2 separate regions of the Homo sapiens genome follow, and region 1 is linked to region 2. A link is a contact called in ENCODE Hi-C or POLR2A ChIA-PET data. All regions are on one chromosome and are shown on one strand. The core of a region is the stretch at or near the end of the contact, and the rest is flanking DNA. Distances in the headings are between cores, read along the strand shown.

Region 1 (7,102 bases), core at 2,972-5,471, 35 kb before region 2:
CCCTGGCACAGGGTACATAAGAAGAAAGAAATTGACATCTTGCATACCCGCATATGGTGTATTCTTACCTTCACTTATTGTCAGGGGTCGAGAGAGACATTTTGTTCAGGGACCCCTGAACAAATGTCAATAACCTTAGTTTTTTTCCCTGGGTGACCACTTTCCATGGAGAAAGGCTTTAGGTGCTGTCGTTTAGTACACATCTTTGCCTTCATTCCCATGACCTTAGAATAGTGCATCATTCCTTCCCCAGGTGTTCCCATTGCCATTGTCCAGAATAGCATACTTTCAACATTATGGAGTGCATTATTAAGTTCAGAAGCTCCCTGACTCAGCCTCCTCAGAGAATACATCTTAGTCTTCTGCCAGGGTGAAAGGGACTATCTGATTGGATGTGTGGGGTGGGGGAAGAGATCTGGGCGTCTAACTGCAACTCATAAAGACTTCGAACCAATTCTTTTATTTTGAGCATTCTCCCAGTTCTCTTGTTTCCTGTCTTTACATTTCCTTGCTGCCTTCAATTCCTGAGGCTTTCTAAGTTTTGGGGGCACACATTAGCTTATTTTTATTTTTTTGAGACAGAGTTTTGCTCTGTTGCCCAGCCTAGAGTGTAATGGCGCAATCTTGGCTCACTGCAACCTCCGCCTCCTGGGTTCAAGCAATTCTCCTGCCTCAGCCTCCCAAGTAGCTGGGATTACAGACAACTGCCATGATGCTTGGCTAATTTTTGTATTTTTAGTAGAGACGGGGTTTCACCAAGTTGGCCAGGCTGGTCTCGAACTCCTGACCTCTCAAGTGATCCACCTGCATTGGCCTCCCAAAGTGCTGGGATTACAGGCATGAGCCACCATGCCCGGCTGCATCAGTTTATTTTGGTTAGGCTTCTCTCTTCTGCAGGCACTTAGTGGTACCAAGAAGTAAATATAACTCAGTCACTATACATCTATCCACTTTCCATCCTCCCATTGTACCTCTGGCTGATTGACGTTTCCTTTTCCACTCTTTATTCTTGTGAGTTCATTCATTTTTTACTGTTATTCTATCAAAGGCTTTGGGGTAAGCAGGTATATTCAACCTACCACATTTATCTGCCGTATAAAAAATGGAGACAAAACATGTCATCCCTGCAAAGATGTAGAAGTCAAGTCACAGAAAATGAGATACATAATCAAGATCCTAGGTAAAGGAGTAATGTCGTTAGGGCTAGATTTTGCTTTCTGTGCCTTGACTAGCCGTACCTCCTCTTGAGGCATTGTTCTGTAAGGACTTGTTATGTAACCCAGGTCGTTCTTCTTAGCAGTGAGTACCCTTTTCAGGGATCACTCAAATAAGAGGGACTCCAAGAAGAAGGAAAGAATAAAAGGGAAGGGGAAACAAGGGAGAAGAGATGGCCATGAAACAGTATGCATTGAAGGCACTCTGAATTGCAATATGCAACCACACTTCACCCAGAACTAAGTTTTTAAATGATAAAGCAGTGCCAGGGCAAATTAGAGCACACAAACCCCCTACAGCTGAGGTAGACAATGGGACAGCTAGGATCCTTGGTATCAAGTGTGGGAGACTGAGGAGCATCATATTCCTGAGTGTGTTCCAGCGATTGTGCTATTTCTACAACATCTCATTCATTACGTACAAAGAGAAGTCATCAACAGCTCCAAGGAATACAGTTCAGCATGTTTTCCTTTTTGTGAGAATCTGCAGTGGGTTGGGGACGCTTTGCCTAGCACTTTGAAATCTTAGTACATTAGTAATAATTTATATAGTATTAGAGCTGTCAGAGAACATCAAGATAATTTTCAGATGCCCCTTTTTCCTTTAATGCTTTGAAATATTTGAGTCTACAATTGTCTGAAATATGCTCTTGCTATGTCAGAAGGAAAGCACCCAAGAGAAGACAGTAGGTAAAGCACCCAGAAAGACAGACTGAGACGGTGGCTTGAGAACACTTTATTCATTAACAAAAATCTTGATTAATTTTGTGAATTTGTTTCAGAAGTTTTTCCTTACTAGAGGAAACAATTGAATGATCTTGCATAGAGAAAAGAAATCCAGATTCCCTTAAATTATTTTTTGTACCATATGATGCAGAAATTTCACTTCTAGGTATATATTCAGAAGAAAAGAAATCAGTATATTGAAAAGCTCCCTGCACTCCCATGTGCACAGCAGCACTATTCACAACAGCCAAGATACGGAAGCAACTTAAGAGTTCACCAGCAGATGAATGGATAAAGAAAATGTGGGACACATACACAATGGAGTACTATTCAGCCATAAAAAAGAATGAGATCCAGTCATTTGCAACAATATGGATTCACTCGGAGGTCGTTAGATTAAATGAAGTAAGCTAGGCACAGAAAGATCAACTTTATATATTCTCACCTATTTGTCAGTGCTAAAAATGAAGCAATTGAGCTCATGGAGATAGGGAGTAGAATGATGGTTACCAAATGCTGGGAAGTGTAGTGGGAAGGAGGAATGGTTAATTGGTACAAAAATATAATTAGATAGAGTGAATAAGATCTAGTATTTGATAGCACAATAGGGTGACTTCAGTCAACAAAATTTATCACACATTTAAAAATAACTTAAAAAGTATAATTGGATTGCTTGTAACACAAAGAAAGAAATAAATGCTTGATGTGATAGATATCCCATTTACCTTGATGCGATTATGATGCATTGTATGCCTGTATCAAAATATCTCATGTACCCATAAATATATACCCTTACTATGTGCCCACAAAAATTAAAAATTAAAAAACCCTTAAACAACAAAAAAACCCCAAATCCCCCCCGCCTTTTTTTTTTTTTGAGACAAGGTCTCTCTGTCACCCAGGATAGAGTGCAGTGGTGCGATCTTGGCTCACTGCAACATCCACCTCCTGGGTTCAAATGATTCTTTTACCTCAGGTAATTCTTTTACCCAAGTAGCTGGGATTACAGGTGTGTGCCACCGTGCCCAGTTCATTTTTTTGTATTTTTAGTACAGACAGGGTTTCACCATGTTGGCCAGGCTGGCCAAATTCCTTTTTGTCATAGGAACGAGATAGGCATAAATTCTCCACGAAGGAATTATTTCTATTGGAAAGAATATGGGAACTAAATTTTTTTATTTGCTTCAGATATGGGACTTTTGGTGAAATTTCAGTTTTCTGCGCATTGTACTTTCACAACAAGTTTTTAGAAATCACGCTGAAATTCTCAACTGAGAGATACGTATCATGATCAACCTTTGCCACTTATACTCTGATACATGTGGTGGTGTATTTCCAGATTTTTACTATGTGTGGCTGTAAAAATGCTGTTATGGGCTAGAGTGTGTCCCCTGCCAAATTCGTATGTTAAAATCCTAACCCAAGCACCTCAGAATGTGACCTATATGGAGATGGGGTCTTTTAAAAGGCAGTTAAGTTAGATGAGGCCACTGGAGTAGGCCCTAATCCATTATGACTAGTGCACTTGTATGAAGAGAAAATTAGGACACAGGCCCAGAGGGAAGACCATAGAAGTGACATCTACAAGCCGAGGGGAGAGGCCTCAGAAGAAACCAACTCCACAGATGCCTTGATCCTGGACTTTCAGCCTGTAAGACTGTGAGAAAATCAGTTTCTGTTGTTTAAGCCATTGAGTTTATGGTGCTGTGTTATGACAGCCTTAGCTGATTAAGACATATGCCCGTAATTTTATGACTCAGTAAAGAAAATATTCACTTTTACTTAATTAACCCAATCATGTTCTTTACACACAAAGAAGGAGTCTTTCAGATCTGTTACCCCAGGACCTGTCACAATGCATGGCGTACGGAGGCACTCTGTGCACACGTTGAGTTTATGGACTGTCCCTGAATGTCATTCAGATGGAGGACTTTGCTTGTGGCCCTAGTTGTGTGATATGAACAGACTTCAGCATGGCCATCCCTGCCGACGCCACCATCTCAGATATTCCATCAATGCTCCTTAGCCCCGAGAGCAGGCCAAAAAGACAAAGAACATGGTCTCCAAGCGGCCCAGCCCCAAGCAACACAACTCCCTGGGGTTTCTCCAAAAAGAGAAGGGTGCGTTGAGTGGCTCTTAGCTGTTCCTACCAGGATATACAGGTGAGCCAAGAAAAACCACATGGCTAGCTTTATCAGGAGCTGCTGACAGGCCTGAAAGATCCAAAACGGACACCTGACCCATGTGACTGTTGTCAGAACACTATCCACCATGGCAACCAGGCCAGTTTCCATCGCACATGTGTCCCGCAGCTCCACCGAAAAGGATCAAGAAAGTCAGGATTCTAAATACCAACAGCATCACTCTGTCAAAACCACCCTTGCAACCTTTCTCAGAAAAGGAAATGTAATGACAAGATGAAAGTTAGCCAGAACGGCCATGTCCAGAAAAGCTCTCAGTAGTACAGCCATCTGTCCGAAATACTCTAACCTACAAGGTGGCCACGGTCTCTTCAGAGGGTCATGGAGCTCTGCAAAGCTTGTCTTAAAACTGATTAAGGTAAAATAGTTATTAGAAGACATCTTTTTCTTTCTTAAGATCAATAGAAAAATAAACAGGGCTGGGCAAGGTGGCTTACACCCAGAATCCCAGCACTTTAGTAGGCCAGGGCAGGAGGATCGCTTGAGCCCAGGAGTTCAAGAGCAGCCTGGGCAACACAGCAAGAACTCATCTCTACTTAAAAAACAAAATTAAAGTATCAGCTATGCCATGAGCTATCTAACCAGGTGCCCCTCTCCCACCATTTCCTCTCCCTGTACCCTGTTTAGGTCCTTCACAGAACTTAGGACAATTTCGATTTGTCTTTCTCTCTCCTCGCCTCCCCGCCTATTTATTTTCTGTTTTCCCCATTAAGGGCAGGAACTGTGTTTATTGTATTTGCCATTATATATTCAAGACAAATTATGATGCCTGCTACATAATAAATGCTCAATAAATATTTGTAGAATGACTGACTGAATGAAAAAAATGTTAAAGGGGACTGAGGGAAGAAGCTAAAATATATTTAGTTTTTGTGCTGTGTACCTTTTAAGGCACTGTTGTAGGGTCACCTCATTTAATTCTTAAAACATAATAGATGCTTAATAAATATTTTTAGAATGACTAACTGAAGGAAAAAAATGTTAATGGAAACCAAGGAAAAAAGCTAAAATACATTTACTTGTTACTGCACTGTGTACCTTGTTAGGCATTGTTATATGATCATGTCATTTAATCCTTAAAACATTAGAATGCTGCACTCATTTATTAATTTATTGAGTGGAATCTTGCTCAGTTGCCCAGGCTGGAGTGCAGTGGTGTGATCATAGCTCAGTGAAGCCTCGAACTTTTGGCCTCAAGCGATCCTCCCACCTTAGCCTCCCTAGTAGCTGGGACTACAGGCATGCACCACTACACTTGGCTAGAGTGATATAATTTTAACATAATTTTTCCAGTAAGAAAACTGACATCCAGAGAAGTTTATAATTTCTTGGTGTTTCTGTAATGGTGAAATGAACTATCTCTCTGTTGCCTTTCTAGCACTTTGAAAATAAAATTCTCAATACTTCAGAATTAAACTTATGTATACACACGTGTGTGTGTGTTTCCAGTTTACTTTTCCTCTTGTCCAACCTTTCTGATATGTTAGTGATTCTGAACTTTGTGCAATGCTGAGGTGAAGGCTGAGGTTGGCTACAGAGACGATGGCAGCTGAGCTACAAGGCAGTCTCTGTAATTTTGTTTTCACTGGTTATTTTCAATATATTTATTAGGTTGTTAAACTGAACCATCTTGACTGGCCCCAGCCAAGTTTCTTACAGTGGAAATGGCACATTAACTATGCAGCTGTCATGAGAGAAGTCAGTACTCTTAGGTGAGTGCCTGTAACTGAAATACAGATGGGCAAGTCAAGAGTGGGTCGAAGGTTCAACATGCTCTTTTCCAAACCTCTCTGGTTTGGAAATCTAACTCGAAACCTCCTGGAGTCAAGGCTTCTGATGAGATTCCTGGAGCTTCTTGGTCCAGGCGTGGGTTTGGAATACTTGGGAAAGGGCCGACCACAGGGATCTCAGGGCTCCTCATGCTGGCTCTGTTTGGAAGTGTTGAGCTGCATGAAAAGTAGGGCACTTGATGGGGTGGTGGAGATTTTTCAAAACCTCAACAGGAATTTCAATTGTTCATTTGGACAAGAGTTTGGGTTTGGTTCCTACGTAAGCCCAAGTAGTTTGTTTTATACTGACTTTAGATTTTTTTGATTCAAATCTTTGCTGTTATTATCACGTAAGAAAATCAATCTATTATGGTATTTTAGTTTGGTCATAATAAAAAAGTCAATATGTTGCAAATTATTAACAATACATTTAAAGAATGCCATTCTAAATGAGAGTGTGTTTTCTAGTATCTTAACGTATTAAAAAATTTTCAATGTTTTTTAAATTAAATGAATTAAATCATGAAAGAAGGACTAAAATGCTATTCTATCTGGATCAATGCCATTAACTAACCTTTTAAAATAAAAAAAGCAGATTAGAGAACACTTAATATTTTTTCAACAATATTGTTATTCATGAGACTTGATTATGCTAATATTATTTGAGAATGACATATTATAGTCATATAAAATGTGAAAAATATAGGCCTGAAAGCAAATTGGATGGGTATTTATAAAGATTAATAAATATTCTAACTGGATATCATTGTGAAATTATAAATAATTTGCCTTAATATCATTGACAGATTCTAACCCAAAAGAATTCAAATATATTGGATTTCCTCTCCTGTTCAATTGGAATTCAAGGACTTAATCCACTTTTAATTACACTGTTCCTGTTGTTGCATCAAAAGGTATGTTTATCAACTGGTTTTGAGTTTAAGTAGCTGTTTCTTAAAATTCATTTTAAATCTTCTGTTTTTTTTTTTTTATATAGGCTTTCATACTTTAAGATACAGTGCAGCTGAATACAGTTGAATATAGTTGAGTTGAGCTATTCAACTGATCAGTTCCCTGCAACTTAATATGTATGCTGAGAAAGAGTTGACTCTTGGGGGAATTTCTAATTTTTTGATATTTATCAGTTTAATATACTTAAAGTTTTGGGGTCTTTTGTGCTCATTTGAATTCA
Region 2 (7,249 bases), core at 3,395-5,894:
CTGATTCATAAATCCACAATTGTTCTTTCATTAAGCTTTTGATTCATCTCTGAGTCCCTGGTGCCTAGCACAGTGCCTGGTATACACTAAGCATCCCATAAATGCTTCTTGATTATAATGATCGAAATGTTCATTCTTCAACATATTTGATTTATATTGTGCTTGATACTTGAGACATTTTGAAATAGTAGTTTAAATGTTAATTTGAATTGTAGAGTACTGGAATCAGAGAATGGTTCTGGAGATTTTCTTCTCTGAAATAATTTGATATTCAGGTCTGAGCATAAAGAAAATTTCTGATTTTGTATTCTCCTTGAAAGGCAGGAGACGTTACAATGGCTATGGGGAAGATGAGTTTCTTTCTTTGAGCGATTTGTGTGTATTTATATTTTCCTAGAACCAAAGCTTATTGAAATGGGAACGAGCTTAATAAATAAGTAAACTATAATGCAAAATTTAGACCAGAGACACCGAAATGAAAGGTAAGTTTCCCAGTTGCAGAGTTTGCGGTTATTTGGTTGAATTCCAAAATCTAATTATTTATTCAACTAAGAACAAGTCCTGCTAAGGGATATCTAGTCTTAAACAGGTTGCTGACTAGAATTATAATTAGCATCATATTTGTCCTCACAGCATCTGAGAAGCTACTTAATTATTTTCTATCCTCATCCTTCTCCCCACTCCCCACATGGGTGCATGCTGTCACTGCAATGGTGTAAGCTGACTTTCTATTGATAACAGTTGGGGATCTTTCCTTGGATATTTGCAGTATTTGAAGCTTGGATATAAGACTAAAGCCCACAGAATAAGTAGAAAATGTATACGAGACACAATCCTTTGACTTGTTCTGCATGGTAATACTATTTTTCTGGTTTGACCAAGGTTTATATCACATCATGAGTTCTCATTTTGCCCCATCTACATGTAATCAATAAAGCCATGTCTTGGTTTAAATTTAAATTTCTATTACCCAGCATGTACCCTGACCACATGAGTTCTGTGGACCAGAGTTGGGCAATCGAAATGCTGGTCTGGTTCTGATACAGTTTCAGTGTGTGATCCCGGATGCCTTATTGAGTCTCTCTGAACTATTTACCTCATCTCCAAAATACAGGGGTTAACTAGATAATTAGATAATTCCTTTGTTTGCTTCATAAAGGGAAAAAGATGTGAGTATTAACACAATTAAATAATTGGGTACAGTTCAAAGAACAGAGTTGACACTTGGACCTCAAGCATGCTGATAACTTCCAGAGCCCCTTGCTAGGGTGAACAGTGCCTTGGCCAATGCCCAGCTTTGGGGGCACTCCCAGATGCACAGATCTAACATGTGAAGGTGACAAGCTCCTCTTCCTTCCTTCTATCATCTCCCATTCCCTCCTACAGTCTATTGCTTTGGACAGCCACCCAACAGTCGGCAGAGCATGCCAGTCTGAAGATGGTGGAAGACGTTTCTATGTATCACCTTCTCTCTGGCACTCCCCCACTTTCTCCAGGGGACTGTTCTTTCCATTCCATACTCCTAATTCAGCGTATTTCACCTTAAAATCTCTCACGAACACATATTTATGTTCCCATATTTTTTTTATTCTCTCCTTTTATTACCTTAGCCAAATCTCAGAACATTTTTCTACTTCACTTGTGAGAAACAAAGTTCCAGTCTTGTTGAAGAAGGGTGCGTAAAAATAATGATGCCCTTTGCTAAGGAAAAGAAACACTGGGACTTTTAAGGTTCCATTAAACACATTAAGAGCCAATGACACCATCTTTAAAGTCCTCTAAAGTAACTGTTGGTTCGATTCAGAATTTCTGCAATTTCATGGTTTAAAAAAAGTTAAATCAATTCATTACCACAAGCAGTCAAAATATACACAGAATGTTATAACATTTAATTTTCCTGTTTTTAGTTACTAGCACAGCAAAAATATGTGTGCTATAAATGTAAAATGTTAAGTAACTACAGGTAAAGATAGCAAAGAGGAGGGAATAGATTACCACTGGGGGAGACGGGAGGCCGCTGGAGATCAGGAAAGGCATTTTAAAGAGAGAGATGCTTGACCTGGGCTTTGTTGTTTGAATAGAAAATTTTCAGTTGACTGAGCCAAGGAAGAAACATTTCAAGCATAAAGCAAGGCTCACCTGATGCATAGTCAGTTGCTTAAAAGGATTATGAAAGTATAAATTGAGGAGACTGAGGCAAGGATGAAATGACAGAGAGAGAGAGCGAGGGAGCACCGTGTCTTGCTGTTTTTTGAAGAGCTGTCTATCATAAACCTCTGCCTCTGTGCAGGAACTGAAAACAGCTTAAATCACCACTTTCTAAAAACAAACAAAAAAATGCCAGAAGTTTTGAAATAGTCTGTAAGTGTTCCTGAGGGCCCCATTGTTGTGCTGCTGTGGTGAAAATGATGCAGCTGAAGACACCTGATGCTCAGAGGAAATGCAGCATCAGGAATAGGATGAGTAAGGAAGAAGGTAAGAGACAGTTTGGAAAGTGAAGCCACTCATCTTTGGGGTTGCATCCTATGACCTGCTGCTGCATAGATGGATGATGATGAAAAGGTTTTATGCCCATTCCAGTAAGGATGAGCCCTCATCTCCCTGAGAGTGAGGAGGCACAGGAGGAAGAACAGGAGGCAAACACACATCCTTTGGAAAGGTGTTATAAAGCCTGTCTCCACACAGGCAGGCAACCTCAACAGCAGACCAGGGTGCAGCTTCCCTGGGAATCCAAGTGGCTTCAGAGACAGTTTCCACTGAATGTGAGGCAGTGGTAGAGAGGTATAGTAAGACTCAACAAGCTCTGCTTCATCATGTCCAGAAAAGTGTGCCTTTTAAGTAATAAGAAGCTACAGGAGTTCTGCTTTTTCTCCAGAGTATTGCTTTTTCAGGAATTAGATGTTCACTAATATAGAACATAAATAATAATGTACACCTATCTCCACAGACATGCTAACAACTATTGAATTAGATAGTTTTATCAAAGGGTGCAGTTTGTAATATGAATTTTAATCATTTAATTGACTGAAACAAACCTAAAGTGCTAAGAGTTGAAGTGTCAGAGTAAAATTTTCTGCCCAGGTGGGTTTTTCCATTTTTCTTACCCTACTCACATGCAACACTGGTTTAGCGTTACCTCATTTCATCTGACCAAGACCCATCTCCCTGGGCATCCTTCTCCCAATTGCCACATAAACCTCAGTTTTATTCGTTTCCCTCACTTTCCTATGTACTCAAGGACTCATTGTTTACTGGAGACCAACCCTGTTTTTTTCTCCCTTTTAAATCTTTTCTTTTCCCAGAGTATTAACTTCTTAATAATATTCTTTACAGATTATTAAGTCATAACTTAAAAAAAGTTCCTGGCATAAATCATTAAAATCAAAACTAGCCAGATTTTTATTTCCTACTCTGTTTCCACGAGAAAGGGAGAGGTAATTTTTGATGTATCTTTTCCATCTACCCCATCCCTCACCGCCAATGGCACGCCAGGATTCCACTGCATAGGCCTAGCCAAGACTTCAGATGCATAAACACACACTCATGTTCTTTCTTCTGAAGTGAACCCACCACTTTCCAAATATCTAGCAACATATTCCTCAAAGAAAGAGAGTGCCCTGTAGTCAGCTGTGGCTTTCTTAGTTTACGAAGCCCCTTGGGATCCTTCCCAGGCATGCTGGGTGTCTTGGTGGTGGTTGTATCCACTGTCAGAAACACAGTGAAGTTCTCCACAACCGTCCCAAACACAGCACATTCTTATGACAAGACAAAGTCCCTGGGAATCATTATTTCCACATTTGTGAGTGAGTTGATATCAATAAAGGTGTTTATATTGCTGACATTTGCCAAAGGGGAAACCAAGTCAAGAAAGTTTACCAACTTGCCCAGGACATAAAAAGCTTGCATGCCAAACTCAGTGCTGGGAACATAATACATGCTGTAAATGGCATAGTTAAAAATTGGAAAATGTATTTTACTTTATAGAAAGAATGATAAAAAGCCACCCAAGGAGAATATTCTCCTAGGGATATCTCTAACTTGTTGACAAGAAATGTTAGAGTCAGGATGGCCATTAAAGAGCATCCAATTCCACCCCCTCCTTGGTGGGGACTGAAACTCAGGAAATTTGGCTTGTGCAAGCCCAAAGGGCAAGCATTTGTCAAGCTGAGTCCAGGACCCAGGTTTCTTGATTTCCAGTCAAATGCTCCTCCTACTAAATCACTCTTAATTTCAAGATGCATTTCTATCATACAGCAGACATTTGGAAGTCACAGCCCTCAGACCTGATGCTACACAGTTCATTTTCCTCCCTATGGCTTGGACTCTACAAAGAAAGGGAGTTAGTTATCAGACTTGGTCCTGTGACCTATTACACCCCATGGTCAATTTACCTGGAAAGCTGCGGAGAGCATCTTCATTGTCCAGAATGCCTCTCTGTTTGGTCGCCTGCAGCTCACTTTTGGATTTCCAAACCAGCTTTACCATCCTGATCATCTCTGGCAAGTCCCAGGGCAGCGGCCCCTGCTGGCACCCCGGCCGGCTTCCCGGGGAGGAGGGCAGCACACCTTCTGGGCCTGTCCACCTCCTGCCTAGCTCTGCTGGGTGGAAATATCGCTCTAGCACAGGCATTCTGTCTTGTGCCCCAGAAGAGGAGGTAGTGGTGGTGGTGGTGCTGCTGCTGCTGCTGCTGTTGCTGCTGCTGCTGTTTCTGCTTCTGCTGCTGCTGCTGCTGCTACCACAGGGGAAATTCTTCCCAGGCAGGGAAAAGCGAACCCCCGTAAGATCCTCTCCAGCTTCGGAAAGACAAGCCTCCTCCAGCCTGGCACAACCTCCCTGTCTCTTCAGGCCCTCCACAAACACTGCCGACGAGAGCGATTCACTTCCCTAGGTTTCTCTCTGGTGAGAAACTGTTACTGTACTCCTTCCTTAGAGATAGAATGCATTTTTTTTCCCCTCCTCTCTCTGGCACTGAGTTCACAGCACTTAATTAATCCCAGGCTACAGCTGGAACGACAGCAGGGAGAAAAAAAAAAGCCATCGAGGTTCTAGCATTTGCTTTTCCTCTTCTTTCTTCTGATTTATTTGTTCTCAATTCTCTTTTGGTGCTTGTCAAAGTTTGTTGACTCTTAGCTCTTTGTCGGCTTAGCTCTTAAGGACTTCAGGCAAAGAAGCGGGGCTTCCCCTTTGCTAACCTCACAGAGGGGCTCCCCCCTTGCTGGAGGCCAGTTATCTGGAGGTGTCAGGTGAGGAGTCACCCCTGTGGTACAGGCTCAGGCCTGCAAGCCCCAAGGAGTTCTCAAAAAAACAGAGGAAGCTGAGAGTCTGCAGAGCCAATCTGCAGCTGCTTCTCTCTGGAGGGCCTGATGGGGGTTGGGGGGCACCTTGCCCAGTCACCAAGACCAGTGCTGGGATGGGCTTGGTTGATCCTCAGTGCCTCAGTTTGATCACTCTCGCTCCTTCTCCACATCCCTCCCCCTTGTGTCATTTGGTTCTCGGCAAACCTATCTGGGTTATGACCTATTAGTCAAATCCCTTCATAACCTCAGCTGCCCTTCAGCTGGAAGGGAAATAACATTGAATCACATTCCACAGTTAACTCCGAAAGATGCGAATTCGGGAAGCATCAAGATCCTCATGCGTATGGGCAGTGGCCTGCATAGCCTGGATATGTGGCTCAGGCTCATTCAAAACCCATTTTCAAAGGAACAAGCATTTTAAAGGATGTTCACAGGGGACATAAATGGCAATGAAAGAAAGAAAAGAATGTTAACAATTCACCTTCTGGAGGGAGAGCACTGTTGATTTATTATGTGGGCCACTGACTACTGTGTCCCCGACCTGAGAGTGGTTGAATCGAGGGCAACATCAACTGTGGGCCATGCCTCTTGTTCCTAGTCTCAGAGATGGAGGCGCTAACCCTGAAAGTAAGAACCAATTCAACAAAAGGCGATGCCCCCTGTAGCTTATGTGAAAGGCCTTGGACAGAAACGAAAGTAGGGTAGTTTTGTATTTGGCACTTTTGCCAGCAAATTGGGTTTGTAGGAACAATTTGAACTTGCACATTCAAGTGAATAGCCCCTGTTTTCTTGGAGAACATTGTAACAATCCCATCTTCCTCTCTTCACGTCTCCACATTGCAAAGTGCTTTATTTTGCTTGGCATGCCATTTTGCTGGTGTATAATCTGTTGCTTCTGCTCTACATTCCTTTCAAGGCTGGTTTATCACACAATTATTTGATATTTCTTCATGGGAGAGAGGAGGAAACTTGGGGAAGAGGAGAAAGATCGTTGTAGAGTGTGTTTTATTTTCATTACTCCCACCTCATTTCTTTTTAAAGTTGAAACCAGCAAAGACAACTGTAATTTTATTGTTGTTTTATTATTTCTCTAAATCCATGGTTAATAAGTTTAGTTTTCCATACTGGATTAAGTGAATTTTCTTTTTTCTGGATGGAAAAGCATACTGGCAAACCTACTCTCCTTCCTAACAGGTGAAGAAGGGGCAAGAGGGTATAAAACAATAATAAAGACATTGAAGACACTGCTTTTGGTGAATTTTGTTATGAAAATATTGATCTAGCAGCTCTTTCTATAACAACCAGATATACATACAACACAATTAGGGAATAATCAGCGGTCTACTTGATTAGAAAGATGTGCCCTTCCTTTTTCCCTCTCTGATAAGAGATGAAAGGATTTCACCATCAGTTCAACACTTCCACCACTTTGACAGCCCGTCCAGTCCTTATCTTACCCTTCCATCAGGCTGGGGGCATCAAGACTCTCTAGGATTGAGATGATTTTATTTAATAATCACATGTAGACTGTTTGCTTTATTATCATATTTCCTGAATAATGTCTTAAACTCACTCCTCAGTCACAAACTTCCTTGACATAACAACTGAAGAGTTTCCTAAGTGTTTGACTATTTTTATTTTTGTTCAGTTATTTTGCAATAGTACTTAGCATCAGGATATCCTGACCCTTGGAACAAAGGGGTTAAGAACAAAGAAAACAAATATGTGATATCATATATCACATACACTAATGTACTAAGAACACAACACTTCATTGTTCATTTCTTCAAGAATGACTTTTTAAAAAAAATCCAAGGATATACATTTCCATTGTATCCTCTGTACTATTTTATCTAGTTCCTTGTAAAAATATCTTAGAGAAATTACAAAATGTTGGATCACTGAGCACGAATACTTCCTAGTGGAGATGAGTCAGGGCCAAGCCATCACCA

What was found. A loop is a pair of places that touch in the nucleus more often than their neighbours do. ChIA-PET counts read pairs that join two places held with the same protein, here RNA polymerase II (POLR2A). Pooled maps may share reads with other maps.
Region 1: a loop to region 2 is called in a map of Right ventricle myocardium inferior, with 2.1 times the contacts of the local background. The contact joins the promoter of PDE7B-AS1 here to the enhancer-like site in region 2. A Hi-C loop is called at or near these places in 4 of 168 maps with a recorded cell type or tissue (Calu3, Right ventricle myocardium inferior, endothelial cell of umbilical vein and 1 more) and 2 of 50 pooled maps. POLR2A ChIA-PET finds 5 or more read pairs at or near these places in 4 of 52 experiments (AG04450, CD8-positive, alpha-beta T cell, activated CD4-positive, alpha-beta T cell and 1 more).

What each region holds. Positions count from the first base shown.
Region 1 is chr6:136,069,946-136,077,047 of GRCh38, reverse strand. PDE7B-AS1 (PDE7B antisense RNA 1) reads left to right here and starts at 4,221. Exons shown (of 4, transcript NR_149042.1): 1 at 4,221-4,499; 2 at 5,753-5,853; 3 at 6,717-6,824. All of the region lies in intron 2 of PDE7B (phosphodiesterase 7B), which reads right to left.
Region 2 is chr6:136,035,671-136,042,919 of GRCh38, reverse strand. All of the region lies in intron 2 of PDE7B (phosphodiesterase 7B), which reads right to left. Among named protein-coding and RNA genes, the nearest start is that of PDE7B-AS1, 34 kb to the left of the region's middle. RefSeq lists enhancers at 4,115-4,615, 4,616-5,116. Within about 2 kb of position 4,644, at least 11 of the 41 ENCODE cell types and tissues checked have a DNase peak (open chromatin) inside an H3K27ac peak, as active enhancers do; they include endothelial cell of umbilical vein and psoas muscle, where a contact is called at or near this core.